4 separate regions of the Homo sapiens genome follow, and all the other regions are linked to region 1. Evidence: chromatin contacts called from ENCODE Hi-C or POLR2A ChIA-PET data. All regions are on one chromosome and are shown on one strand. The core of a region is the stretch at or near the end of the contact, and the rest is flanking DNA. Distances in the headings are between cores, read along the strand shown. Region 1 overlaps CRADD (CARD and death domain containing adaptor protein). Region 2 overlaps PLXNC1 (plexin C1). Region 3 overlaps PLXNC1 (plexin C1). Region 4 has its middle 19 kb from the start of SOCS2.

Region 1 (3,449 bases), core at 592-3,091:
ATGGCATGAACCCAGGAGGCAGAGCTTGCAGTGAGCTGAGATCACGCCACTGCACTCCAGCCTGGATGACAGAGCGAGACTCCGTCTCAGAAAAAAAGAAGGTTATGCCACATATCTGAAAGTGCAGATGTAGAATGGATAACATATACCCTGGTCTAAAGTTTCAGTATTTAGACCTCAGACAGGAAAAGCAAGTTACACAAAATACTGGATGACTAAGTTGGTATCAGAATTCTCCACATCAGCAACCCCTACCATAAAGTACGAACAAGGTCTACAAACTTTTAAGGGAAATAACATTATTTAAATAATATAATTTAAAATTATGAATATAATTTTATATTATACTGTTAAGAATATAAAAAGATAAAAATAATATAAAATTGTTCTCTAAATATTAAGTTATTATTCCAGTGAAGGCAATAAGCAGGATGCCTTGACCTGAAAGAAGTCAAGAGACTATGGCAGTCATGAGCATTGCTTGAAAAAAAAAAAAAAAAAAAAAAACCTCCCTGTGATGAAATTGACCCAAATGACTCAAATCAGAAGAACAGACCCAGGAGTAGAAAAGCCACAGATGAAGAACAGTAACAACAGCAACAACAACAAAACACTGGTGAGCATTCAACCATTACAATGCCACCTTAGGACTAAACAATGGGGCAAGGGGGCATGGATGATTGTTAAAGAAATGTATAACTATTAGGCATCTGGCAAAATAAAAATTATGTAAGTGAAAAAAAATCAAGTGTGAGGAAGTGGAGAGGAAATGTAAAGTAATTATAGAGTATTTCTATAAAAACATGCAGTTAACCCTTGAGTTTTCGTAACTTTTTTCTGTGCATTAAATTGTGTGTGTGTATGTTTTCAAGTATGTTAACTTGTAACCGCTGGTCAGAATGTCATTTTGTTTCACTTCTGCTTTTTCTTCTGTTACATCCAAACAAAATTACATAGCTCTTACTGGAAAGAAAAGGTCATATGTTATCATTTTAAATGAACCCATTACCCTCTATCTAGCCTTCTACCAGTGTATGTGCATACAGAGATATCCAGAATGATGGTCACCAACTGTAAACACAATAGCGGGATATTGGATGATTTCTTTTCTTCTTTGCGCTGTTTTCTGTTGCTTTATTTTTTTTTTAATGAGCCTATGTTTTTATACAAGCCGTAAAATCATTGCTGTTAATCTCAACTATTGATCAGTAGTGTCATCAGTATTCTAATTGCGTCATAGTCATTGTTTTTTAAATTGTAGTGTTGACAAACACCAGAAAGAGCCCTTGACAATATTTTTGCAACTCATCTCTAAGGTGCTGGCCGCTGCCCAGAGGCCAAAGACATGGGCTGTGGAAAACATCAGCTCTTGTAATAAGGTGCCTTTGCCTTCTTATTGAATCATAAATCAAAACACAATAGTGGACTGATGAGCATGAAGTAGACTGACCTGAATCCCTGTGATGCTGATGGATGGGAGTATAGTGTACTGTGCTGTCAAACAAATGTCTGAACCTAGCAAATGACTTTGGATGTTTGGAGTCCGTCTCAATCTCTGCACTTGGCTGCTGTGAGTGCCTTTCACTTCCTCCATTGCGATTCTCCTGCCTCTGGGCCTTTGCACATGCAATTCTCTCTTCTCGAGATGCGCCACGCCCTGTTCCTCCTTCATCACCCAGCTCCTCCTCCTAGTGTTCAGGGCTTAGCTTTAGCCTCCTTCCCCTGGAAGGCCTTCCCTAATGAAGTTAGGAGCTCCTCTGTATAACCAAAGGCACTGCTCACTGGTTTTGCTGGGCACATTTATAACCATTCACTCAATGTCATGCTTCTTAGCAGACTGGCCTCAGGCAAATAAGAATCTAGTTCAGGAAGTGTAAGGTCAGATTTCCTCGTTGCCCCGTCTCATACTTCCTGTTCCTCTTCTGGGCTCTGCCAGAACGGTAACTCCACTCTTGTGGCCTCTGCTATGAACAAACCCCGCTCTCTTCCCTTCCTGCTACCCTATGGCCTCTTAGGTTTATTTTGTTCTCAGCAGCCCTCTTGGCTCTGGCTTCTGTTAGCAGCTACACGTTTTCTCGGTAATATTTCAAGTTCAACCTCATCGGCGAGGGTAGCTGTTTGGTTTAGCCTTTGTCCTCTAGCACGTGCCTTTCCTGCAGGGAGGGGCATTCCCAGCCTTGGAACAGGCCCCATCACTAAGGCCACAGACAGTGCCAGAGGGAGCTGGGGTCTGTGCAGCCATTCTTGAATTCCCCCAGAATGCCTTGCCTGGCCTTGAGTAAAAGGGATAGAAGTGAAAAAAGCCTGTTACAAAGCAGCATGTACGAGGTAACCCTTCATGTGTGTTTTATATATCAAAGAAAATAGACTAGTTATTATCAATGAGTTTTTCTGGTGGGATTTCTAGTTATTTTTATTTTGTTGCTTTCAAAGTTTCTGTAACAGGCAGGGTGCTGTGGCTCACGCCTGTAATCCTAGCACTTTGGGAGGCCAAGGCAGGTGGATCACCTGAGGTCAGGAGTTCAAGACCAGCCTGGCCAACATGGTGAAACCCTGTCTCTGCTAAAAATACAAAAATTAGCTGGGCATGGTGGCAGTTGCCTGTAATCCCAGCTACTTGGGAGGCTGAAACAGGAGAATCACTTCAACCCAGGAGGTGGAGTTTGTAGTGAGCCAACATCATGCCATTGCTCTCCAGCCTGGGTGACAGAGTGAAACACCGTCTCAAAAAAAAAAAAAAAAAAAGTTTCTGTAAAAACATTTTCACAGATACTTAACAGCATTGAAGCCCTGAATCATGGCGTTGTACAGAGCAGCCCCCAGGAAGAAGACAAGAGCCAATTGGCTCTGCCATTTGGAAGCATTGCCTTCTTCTCCCCACGATTCTCATTTCTGCCCCCAAATGATGTGTTTGTTGCCTTGCTCATTTCACCGGGGTGTCTTTTTCCTCCTCAGGTGACAGATTGACTGGGATCCCCTCGCACATCCTCAACAGCTCCCCATCAGACCGGCAGATTAACCAGCTGGCCCAGAGGCTGGGCCCTGAGTGGGAGCCCATGGTGCTGTCTCTGGGACTGTCCCAGACGGATATCTACCGCTGTAAGGCCAACCACCCCCACAACGTGCAGTCGCAGGTGGTGGAGGCCTTCATCCGTTGGCGGCAGCGCTTCGGGAAGCAGGCCACCTTCCAGAGCCTGCACAACGGGCTGCGGGCTGTGGAGGTGGACCCCTCGCTGCTCCTGCACATGTTGGAGTGATGGTGCCTCCAGCAACCGCTGGGGAGTGTGTCCCTGAGTCATGTGGGCTGAATCCTGACTTTCACTCAGAGCAGGTGGTTTTTTGTGTAGGTTTGTTTTTTATTTTTGATGATCTTCAGATGGAAGGAGAAAACAGGGTTTCCACTAGACATTACTTGAAAGGCCAGATTACTCAGCAGATCTCCCATGTTG
Region 2 (3,449 bases), core at 247-2,746, 410 kb after region 1:
AAAATAACGGAGATTTTTGACTATCAACATGAATGCTGTGTGGGCTTTTACAGTTAATGATTGCCCTTGAGTGCTGAATAATCTGTGGCCTGAAAAAAGAAATGTTCTTATCTTCTAAATTTGGTAATCAAGAACAAGATAGAGTAATGAATGTAAAGGAACACTGTTGCAAGTTGAGTGTTTCCAAAAAAAAAAAAAAAAAAAAGATCCCAGGAACAATGCTACCTTATTTTAGGAGAAGAGAGATAGTTGCAAAGGAGGCAAACTGATTTAACTCAGTGTTGTGTATAATCTTGAAAAACAACTGGGAAAGTCATAAAAATTGAAGTCAGAAGTTGTTTAAAGGAGAGAACCCAGGAAAAAACATGCATAAATTTGTCAGAACCCTTTCAAGAAGACCTAAGTCAAAACTGATTTTATAATAATTAAGAAAAGATAGAACAGGGAAACAGATCGTAAGAAGACAATGCCACTTAAATGCATTCCAGGCTGCAGATAAGTCCTGGTATTAATTAGGCTCTTTATGGATTGATCAGAAGCCGAATCCTCTAGGCCTGGAGGTTGGGGGCTGTGGGGGTAGGATTTGGGTGTTCAGCACCTACAAAAAAGCAACAGGCAAAATCCAGAGGAGATTGTAGGTTCTCAAAGGAGGCCAGGGTTCTTTGCTCTGCCTGTCGGTTTTGGCTTTTAAAGCCTTGCTTTTTATTTTATTGACTCTTCTTTGCTTTGCATAAAGTAGGAGAAGAAATAAGGGTAGGCAGAGGATCTAAGCTGAAGAAAAGGGAAATTTGAATGAAAGGAGGAAGCAGCCTTAAAACTCAGAGAGCCACGGGTCCAGGCGCGGTGGCTCAAGCCTGTAATCCCAGCACTTTGGGAGGCCGAGGCGGGTGGATCACTTGAGGTCAGGAGTTAGGGACCAGCCTGGCCAACATGGTGAAACCCCGTCTGTACTAAAAATACACAATTAGCCAGGCATGGTGGCGTGCACCTGTAATCCCAGCTACTCGGGAGGCTGAGGCAGAGAATTGCTTGAACCCGAGATCAAGACCATCCTGGCTAACACAGTGAAACCCCGTCTCTACTAAAAATACAAAAAAATTAGCCAGGCATGGTGGCGGGCGCCTGTAGTCCCAGCTACTCGGGAGGCTGAGGCAGGAGAATGGTGTGAACCTGGGAGGCGGAGCTTGCAGTGAGCCGAGATAGCGCCACACTGCACTCCAGCCTGGGCGACAGAGCGAGACTCTGTCTCAAAAAAAATAATAAATAAATAAAAAGAATTGCTTGAACCTGGGAGGCGGAGGTTGCAGTGAGCCGAGATCACGCCACTGCACTCCAGCCTGGGCGACAGAGGGAGATTCCGTCTCAAAAAAAAATAAAGAATTGCTTGAACCCGGGAGGCAGAGGTTGCCGTGAGCCGAGATCGCGCCACTGCACTCCTGCCCGGGCGACAGAGCAAGACTCCGTCTCAAAAAAACAAAACAAACAAAAAAACACACAGAGAGAACCAGGGCGGCACTTCCGTATTTACGATTAAGAATCAACCTGTTTCTCCTGTCTATTTACATGAAGTTGGTTCAGCAGAAAAATATTAAGAACCAGAAAATGCAAACCTAGGGTCTGGGGGTTTTTTTGGTTTGTTTTTTTGGGGCTTTTTTGCTTTTTACTAGGGGAGGATATGGCCAAAATAGTTTCAGGTCTTTTGCTTGGGCTTGCAGATTTGAAACTATGAAGCAAAATTCTCTACAGAAGAAATTTACTTCACAAGATATAAAATTAGCTCAAAGTTTCTATTATTATCAAAAAAGAAGAAAAACTTGAATGTTTTGAGTTTAGAGTCTCATTCTGTGGACTTAAAGTATTGCTTAACATACTTTTAAAGTTTAACCATTGATTTTTAATAAGATTGATGATACACTATAAACCCTTTTTATATTCCAGAGCTACCTAGCATTTAGAAACCAGTGGGGTGATAGCATTGTGGTCTAGTTTGCTATAAATTAGGAATAAAACCAGTAATGATAACTGACACAGGGCACTTACTCTGCACCCATTTTATTTTCACACTAAACCTCTGAGGTGGGAACCATTACTGTCCCCATTTCAGAGATGAGGCAAGTCAGACACAGAGAGGTTAGGTAACACATCCCACGTCATGTGACCAGTATGTGATTAAAACCAGGACTGGAACCCAAGTAGTTTGGTCCAGATTCTATGCTTTTAACTACCCCCTGTCTTTCAATATCATTGTGTATTGAAACAGTAGATGCTACTTAGGTAAGACTTGTAAAACTTAACAACGTAATTTAGTCTTTATCTTTAGAAGGTAAATTGCTTGAAGAGGGGTCTGATATTTGCATAATCTTCATCAATGACCCCTTCTTTAACTCTTAAATCACTTCTTCTAAAACGTGGGATGATACCTTCATCTACCAAACCTGGAACTAATGCCATGATAATTATTATTCTTAGAGGCTTTCGGAATTCAGTGGCGTTTCTTGAAAGCTGAATAATTATTTATTATGTATTAGAGAATACGCAGCCACCATAAACCCAGGGGCGCTTCAGATTAGCAAATAGTGTCTCTACTTTATTAAAACGGACTTGGGTATTATAACAAAAATACACTCTTCATTTCCTTTGGATGTTATGAATAATAAAAGTGTCTCCTTCCTCTCAGTCAGGTGGCTTCACCCACATCTTCACTGAAGATATGCATGTAAGTCTCTACGTTTTCATTTTTAGCCCAGTGACTGCCTGATGTTCATAGTGTTATCATCATCACTATCATCTCTATTATTATTACTTTGAATTTTTATTGTGGGTTTTTTTTGGATCATGAATTCAATATTGAATAATTCATTGTCTTGGAAAACCCATTGTGGGTCTACTTTCTAACTTTAAACTTATATATGATTTTGTATTATACTATATATTTTTTTCTTTTTATCAGAACAGAGACGCCAACGACAAGAATGAAAGTCTCACAGCTTTGGATGCCCTAATCTGTAATAAAAGCTTTCTTGTTACTGTCATCCACACCCTTGAAAAGCAGAAGAACTTTTCTGTGAAGGACAGGTATTAGTCCATTCTTTGATGTTTTAAAAGCCTTTAAGAAAAAATCAGGCCGGGCATGGTGGCTCATGGCTGTAATCCCAGCATTTTGGGAGGCCAAGGCAGGCAATCACTTGAGGCCAGGAGTTCAAGACCAGCCTGACCAACACAGCAAAACCTTGTCTCTACAAAAAAAAAAAAAAAGAGAGAGAAATCAAACCTGAGTCCCATATTTTATTTCCAAACCACTATCTGAACTTGGTATCTTGAGAACATGCACTTTTCCAAAGGCTATTTGATTGGGAGTTTATGCAGCCTTCTCTCCATTTTAGATCATACCACCCCAACACAATTTTTTTGTTGTTGTTGTTGGAGTCTCACTCTGTGGCCCAGGCTGA
Region 3 (3,449 bases), core at 264-2,763, 360 kb after region 1:
TTAGTTGCTTAACATGGTTAGATTTTGTTTTTGCCTTATGCAGAATAAAAAATGAAAGGTTCATTTTATACTTTCTTTTCCCTTTTTTTTTCAAAAAGTAAAATGGAAACCTCACCCCCAATTTGTCCCCAGATTTAAACTTTTTGCTTGTTTTAAAAATAGTCTCTTTGGCATGAGGAGGAGTCAGACATGAATTAAAACTCTAGAAAGAAAAATCAGCAACAGAAAAGACCTATAGAGATTTCATATTTCATCCTTTCATTCAAAAATATTTATTGAAACCCTAGTATTTGCATATCATGCTGCCAGACACTGAGGGATTTGCTAAAGAAATATTAAAGACCTTCTCCCTTCTTTGAGGAGCTTAGAGCTTACTTGGGGAGAACTGAGATAGACTTATGAAATAGTTAAGTTGTAATTCGAGGCAGCATATGATTAAATACCGAAATATGTACTTCTGACAAGAAATGCTATAGGAGTTCAGAAAAGGGAGTGATAACTCAGTGGCACTACTGTTTTCTGCCTACAAATTGGCAAATTGTAGCACTATTTGTATGAAATATTTTACACTTGTTTTTTTGGCAGCCTTAGGCTTTGACTCCCAGGCAGCATTAAGAGCCAACAAAAATATTTGTACTCCAGTCTCTTCGGAATTGGCTTATTTTTTTTTTTCTTATAGGCAGAGGAAGTGCCTTACACAAACCGGAGTGCCCATGAGAGGCAGGGAGTTTTTGACAGTCATGATCTATTTCAGATACAACCGAAAGAACCAGCTTCGTCATTCTGTTTTTCAATCCAGCAGTGCTTGTCTCTCCGTTGCAAACTCTCTCTGACATTGACAGGCGGTTTAATTTGAACTTAATGTCTTTGACGGATGAGCTAGCCATCAAGGGTCAGATAAATTTATGGCTTTGGAGAATTGCCGATGAAAATCCCCATGGTTATAATGTTGGAGAAGAAACTGACACAGATGTAGTGGGAGGTGGAACACAGATGTGCTTATTGGGAGCAGGGTTCCCCAAATGTCAGAAGCCGGTGACATGCTAAAGGTATTGTGCTTGGGGATGACGTTTAGTGAAACTCACTGACTTCCTGTTCTATTTTTGCCATATTCAAATTAACACAGAGCTCAAAGATGAAGCCATGAGGCCTAAATTCTTAAGAATTGAAAGAGAGAGAGAGTAGAGAAAGGAGAAAAAATAAAACCTTTAGGAAGCCAAATACACTGTTTGGGCCCATCCATTCCTCATTCCGCTCGGATCCCCTCCGGGACTCCCCGTAGCTGAATGTGGTCATCATTTGGTTGCTTTTCAATCTCATGATTCATGTGTTTTCAGTTTCTTTTAAAAATTCACCATCACTGGTTTACCACCCCTGCATTTTAATCTTCAGCCTTGAGGAGGTGTAGTACTAGAAATATTTCGTTCTTTCCTTGATGCTATTCAATGGAATATCTGTGGAGTCCAACACCCTTTGGCGATAACGTGCTGTTGGTATTTGTTCTTCTTGCCAGGTTGGTGCCCCGTCTGGTGAGGCAAGGGTTCCCAAGTTAGTGTGACCTAGAGTGACTGACACATCAAGCAAGCCAGTGATCTCACCACTCAGCTTCTGAGCATCTCTTTATCAAAGTAGTTGGCCCTGGCCACAGCTTAAGACTTATCTGGGTCAGCCTCTGAGCTGGCTGACTTGGGAAAATGGCCCTGGAAAAATGTTTCACCTATATCTTTTGATATAATTTGGTATCTGTCTAAATAAATGGTATGTAGCAGATGGTTATGGAATGTCTTATCAAATTCTTAGGCAGACTCTGCCCTTGAAATTTTTCTATTTAATTATCATACTGCAAAGCACAAAATAGTAACTTTGTTATTATTTTTAAACAAAATCAAGTTACACAATAGGTTGATATTCTGAGAATGAATAGCAAACCTAAAATTTATACAATATGTGAACTCTTCCTTGAGCTGTTCTTTGCTAGGCATTTCTAAAAGGGAGCTCCCTATTTCAGAATCCATGGGAGGATGTGTTTCAGATATATTTGGCGATGTCATCTTGAGAGATGGCTCAGGAGTCGAAGTTCACCATGTTGTCTACATTTGTTCTTTGCTCCTAGACATGATGGAAAAAAATGCTCTGCTGTTTTCTTGTTGCTTTTCATGGTTTTAGCATCATGTTCCTATTCTCGCTCAAATCAATAATCCACTGTACAAGGTCTGGCATTTTGTACTGAAGCCAAGTATAAGAAAGTTTTAACTAATGCACGTATGGGGTCGCTGTTTTAACTAACACACGTATGGGGTCGCTGTTTTGTTGCCTCGTTTTTTTAGGTGCACTTTTCAAGGAGATTGTGTACATTCAGAGAACTTAGAAAACTGGCTGGATATTTCGTCTGGAGCAAAAAAGTGCCCTAAAATTCAGATAATTCGAAGCAGTAAAGAAAAGGTAAGAGGAAAGATTTTAATTTGTCCTCGTTGTATTGTCTCATTTTGCACAGCGGATGCTAAATTTCTTCTGTGTGTAAAATATCCATTAGCAATCAAACATGCTTAGTGATAGCACTCCATTCATTTAGCACTCATTAACGAATATTGAGTGCCCACCAGATGCCATCCACTCTGCAAGGTGCTGGGGATACAGCGGTAACCAAGTCACATCATGGGCCTGCTCTCATGGAGTTTGTCGTCTTGTGGAGCTGAAGATGACCCTCAATGGTTGAACTGGAAGAAAAGTTGGACTTCTAATGTTGTAGAAATACATATTGCTTTTGAAAATAAAGAAAAAAGAGGTTCAGATTCATGGTCAACGAGATACCTTAAAGGTGGCTTAATTGCAGAATTTTGTTTAGTGTAATGGTCCCTTATCCTAATGTGTTGAGGCTTCCCCAGTAACCATCTTATGAACATAGCTTCCAACAGTCTTGGTAGCGATGGAGAGAAGACCAACATGGGCAGTGACCATTGCAAGTGAGGTCCTTTGGAAAGCCAGTGGACCCTTGCTATGGCAGCACCACTCTTGACAACACATCAGTCCTGTCATTGGATGAGAGAAGGGAGCAAGGAGCATATTTAAGCATTTTCAAATGCACACGCCAACCGTGCCCTACGGAAAAAGGGAATTCCTGCCTTGCAGTCTCAGTGGTGCTATAAGGAGGCATTTTCTCCCTAATGACGGCTCTTGTGTTATGAATAATTGTACAGAGTCCTCTGTTATGAATAACTGTACAGCAGCCAGCTGACCTGTCTGTTGAGCTCACTGTGTTCTGTTTGAATGCCATATTAACAAGGAAATGGGCCACTTTCTCTTTTCCCTTACACTTTGCCATTTCAGAGAAATAGCAAGAACTTTACCACTTACGATGATTTAACATTTAATAAAGGAGAGCCAAAGTATTTAATGAGTGATAAATAATAAAATAATCAAGCTTCTAAGTTGTAACTGATCAGAACGAA
Region 4 (3,449 bases), core at 574-3,073, 260 kb before region 1:
ATTGTTGCCCATGTTGTAGACTGCAGATGTTGCAGTGTAGCTTAGTACTTTGGTTCGCTTGCTGAAATTCCTCACTGTGCTTCTTATGAGGTCCAGGAACATATAGATTTGCAGTCTGATGTATTTTGATGATTGCCAGATAAAACTGATGTCTGGCACTTTTTCCAGGAGAAACACATGTAGACGTTTCCAAGTTGATTTGTAGGGACTTAGTGTTATTAGAACTTTGTGGCAAAACTTTTTCTCAAGTGGCAGAAGAAATAAAGGAACTTCAGTTTTGAGGGCTGTTAACAGCACTTCCATTAGTGGCAAAGCTGAGATGGTTGACAAAGTACTGGATTGTTGAGATGGACCTTCCAGGCCGGGTGTGGTGGCTCACGCCTGTAATCCCAGCACTTTGGGAGGCCAAGGTGAGCGGATCATGAGGTCAGGAGTTCGAGACCAGCCTGACCAACACGATGAAACTCCATCTCTACCAAAAATACAAAAATTGGCCTGGTGTGGTGGTGCGCGCCTATAATCTCAGCTACTCAGGAGGCTTGAACCCGGTAGGTGGAGGTTGTAGTAAGCTGAGATCGCGCCACTGCACTCCAGACTGGGTGACAGAGCGAGACTCAGTCTCAAAAAAAAAAAAGAATAAGCAAGTACTGTATTTGGACTTTTAAGCATTACTGATACAGTAAAATACAGTTTTAGCTACCGACGCAAGACTAGCACCCAAGATTTTAGAAAAAGGCACTTTTTCCCTTTTATTTTCCAATAACATTTCTCAATCTGGTAACCAGAGAGACTACTCTGGGATTAATTTGAGTCTGATTGCTGTTTACTGTTCTAACAAGAACAGTTTTTTTGGAGAGGAGAGCAGAGTTTAGGAGAAACGAACTATTAAAAGTTAGCTTCCCGTATGGGCGTGGTGGCTCAGGCCTGTAATCCCAGCACTTTGGGAGGCCGAAGTGGGCGGATCACGAGGTCAGGAGATCGAGACCATCCTGGCCAACATGGTGAAACCTGTCTCTACTAAAAATACAAAAATTAGCTGGGCGTGGTGGCACGTGCCTGTAATCCCAGCTACTCCGGAGGCTGAGGCAGAAAGAATCGCTTGAACCCAGCAGGCAGAGCCGAGATGGCGCCACTGCACTCCAGCCTGGGCGACAGAGCAAGACTCCGCCTCAAAAAAAAAAAAAAAAAAAAAAAAAAAAAAAAAAAAAAAGTTAGCTTCCCAGTGTACACATGAAAAGTACAATCCTTTTCTTCATTTATATTATAATTATTTGAAGAGCAAATTAGGTATTGTTAGTGAAGAAATGAGAGTGATTACCTGGTAATATGATGAGTTACTTTTTCTTTAAACTTACTGGCTTTTCCCTTAACACTAATGGTCTGGATAACAAGTTTTTACTTGTTGGCAGTGCAGTTTAGCCTCCGAACACTCTTGGAACAAAATGACTAATTTTTTTTAACGCTTTATTGAAATATAAATTTTAGGAGAGTAAACATTTTCGATTTGGAAGAAGTAGTTACGTTACAGACCTTCAAATCCAGCTTGTTCGGGAGACTTGACATTTAATCACTAGGCTAATGAAGCGCCAGAAGAGAGAGCTTTTATGGTTAGAAAGGGAGGTGTTTTTTAAAAAAAAAACAAACGAACAAACAAAAAAAAAAAAACAAGGCTCAGCCCGAGATACTGGAAGCGACTTGACCTTGATTTACATATACAAGGAACGGAAATGAATTAGCCCGGCTAGATATTTCTAGGAACTAGTTAAGGGAGAATGAACAAGATGGGAGCGAGGAGAAAGCGTGTGTGCGTTCGTGTGTGGCTGTCTGTCTGTCTGTCTGCGGCAAGAGGAATCTCAGAGTTTCGGTTATTTCTCCTTGAAGAATTTTCAAACGGAGTTCCTGCAGGGGCTGGCTCTAGCGTCTACGATGTGCACACACTGTCTCTCAAGAGGGAAGTGATCCTGGCGCCACGGGGTGATGCAGCAGAAGTTCTTTTTGTCTGTGGCCAGGGTAGAGTGCGGAGCCCCACGGAGCTGTGGCGTGGCGGCTCCTCCCAGACGCGTCCGGGGCGCCGCTCGGGTCTCCCAGGACCTTATGTAACCCAGCGTCGGCAGCAAGGAGCCGGTCACAGGCTGACCAACGTCAAGGCGTTTCACTTTGGAAGCGCACCAGATGAGTGTGGTATTGAGAGCAGACGGCTGGGTGCAATGTTTTTGCCGCATATCTCATGGGTTATTTTAATCTTTTCACGTAGTCTTAAGGGTCTCACTAGACCGTATATGAGAATGTGGCCAGGGATGTGGCTTCTATAGATTGTCCCAGATAAGAGCATCCCTTTTGTTTTTGTTAATGCAGGGTAAATACAACCTCTTCTTAGGAGCTAGTTTTTCAATTATTCTAAAAGTGATAACATGCTCATGGTTCAAAATTTAGTCAGTTCAGAAGTGCACAAAATGAAAAAATTGTCCAACTCCCGTCCCACTCCCCAGAGGTAACTATTATTAAAAGTTTCCTTTTTATTGTTCCAGAATTTTTTTAATGCAGTCGAAGCCTCTATTTAAATCATGTTTTAAAGCACACACAAATATTATTGTACTATACTTTCTGCTCTGCAATTTGCTTTTAAAATTTAATATTTGGACTCTCTATGTCTACCTTTCTCTCTATATATCTATTTATATCTTCATGGCAACATAAGGCTTTGCCTCATTCTTTTCAACAGCTGCACAATATTCCATGATATGAATGTACCATTACTGATTGAATCAGTCTCCTGCTAGTGGATATACAGGTTGTTCCCAGTTTCGTGCTATTACAAACAACGGTGCGGTACAAATCTGTGTGCTAATTGTTGCTGTGTGCTTATGGGAACATATATGTTGAGTACATTCTTAGAAGTGGAACTTTGGGGCCCAAGGGTACATGGCACTTAACATTTTAATAGATATTTACTTTCAAATCACATTCCCAAAAGGTTGTTCCCATGCATATTTCAGATGGAAATAAATTCTGTCTTTCAAGTTGTACACATAGCTGAGGGTTTTCCTTAAAATACTGTTCATTTTTAAACAGCATATTTTCCATTGAGATCGAATAAACTTGTTTATTTGCTAATTAATTGCCCTTGAAGTTAAATCTCTATTCTAGAAAAGATGTCTGAGAAACCTAGTGGAAAGGCCTCAACAACTTCGTCCCAGCCTTGATCAGAGACATTCACAGCTATGGGACAGGCACATGGCTCTATGCCTTGACTGTGGCTTCATAGACAGCTGTCTTTAAAAACCCTAGGGTAGGACTGAGAAAGCTTTTTTTTTTTTTTTTTTTTTGGTATGTGTAATAATATCATCTTCAATTAGTTCTGTTCAAAGGACATCGATTAAGCACAACTATAGTAAAAGTTTCTCCAGTTCCCTACTCTCTGTCCCCTTATCCTGGTTTCCTGCCTTCTC

The links. Hi-C counts contacts between places; a loop is a spot of excess contacts on that map. ChIA-PET counts read pairs that join two places held with the same protein, here RNA polymerase II (POLR2A). Pooled maps may share reads with other maps.
Region 2: a map of OCI-LY7 shows a loop between it and region 1 (4-fold over the local background). The contact joins two enhancer-like sites. A Hi-C loop is called at or near these places in 1 of 168 maps with a recorded cell type or tissue (OCI-LY7), 2 of 37 single-sample maps with no recorded cell type and 2 of 50 pooled maps.
Region 3: a pooled map shows a loop between it and region 1 (13-fold over the local background). The contact joins two enhancer-like sites. A Hi-C loop is called at or near these places in 2 of 37 single-sample maps with no recorded cell type and 7 of 50 pooled maps.
Region 4: a pooled map shows a loop between it and region 1 (9-fold over the local background). The contact joins two enhancer-like sites. A Hi-C loop is called at or near these places in 1 of 37 single-sample maps with no recorded cell type and 4 of 50 pooled maps. POLR2A ChIA-PET finds 5 or more read pairs at or near these places in 2 of 52 experiments (BJ and activated T-cell).

What each region holds. Positions count from the first base shown.
Region 1 is chr12:93,847,015-93,850,463 of GRCh38, forward strand. CRADD (CARD and death domain containing adaptor protein) reads left to right here. Exons shown (of 3, transcript NM_003805.5): 3 at 2,956-3,449. The coding sequence ends at 3,257. Among named protein-coding and RNA genes, the nearest start is that of CRADD-AS1, 110 kb to the left of the region's middle. RefSeq lists a silencer at 980-1,029 and an enhancer at 1,946-2,045. Within about 2 kb of position 1,842, at least 11 of the 41 ENCODE cell types and tissues checked have a DNase peak (open chromatin) inside an H3K27ac peak, as active enhancers do.
Region 2 is chr12:94,256,660-94,260,108 of GRCh38, forward strand. PLXNC1 (plexin C1) reads left to right here. Exons shown (of 31, transcript NM_005761.3): 18 at 2,678-2,716; 19 at 2,951-3,075. Among named protein-coding and RNA genes, the nearest start is that of PLXNC1-AS1, 82 kb to the left of the region's middle. Within about 2 kb of position 1,497, at least 2 of the 41 ENCODE cell types and tissues checked have a DNase peak (open chromatin) inside an H3K27ac peak, as active enhancers do.
Region 3 is chr12:94,207,263-94,210,711 of GRCh38, forward strand. It overlaps PLXNC1 (plexin C1), which reads left to right. Exons shown (of 31, transcript NM_005761.3): 5 at 2,328-2,442. Among named protein-coding and RNA genes, the nearest start is that of PLXNC1-AS1, 33 kb to the left of the region's middle. RefSeq lists enhancers at 467-536, 1,187-1,446. Within about 2 kb of position 1,514, at least 12 of the 41 ENCODE cell types and tissues checked have a DNase peak (open chromatin) inside an H3K27ac peak, as active enhancers do.
Region 4 is chr12:93,589,613-93,593,061 of GRCh38, forward strand. It overlaps a transcript of SOCS2 not described here. Among named protein-coding and RNA genes, the nearest start is that of SOCS2, 19 kb to the left of the region's middle. RefSeq lists an enhancer at 1,509-2,068. Within about 2 kb of position 1,824, at least 32 of the 41 ENCODE cell types and tissues checked have a DNase peak (open chromatin) inside an H3K27ac peak, as active enhancers do.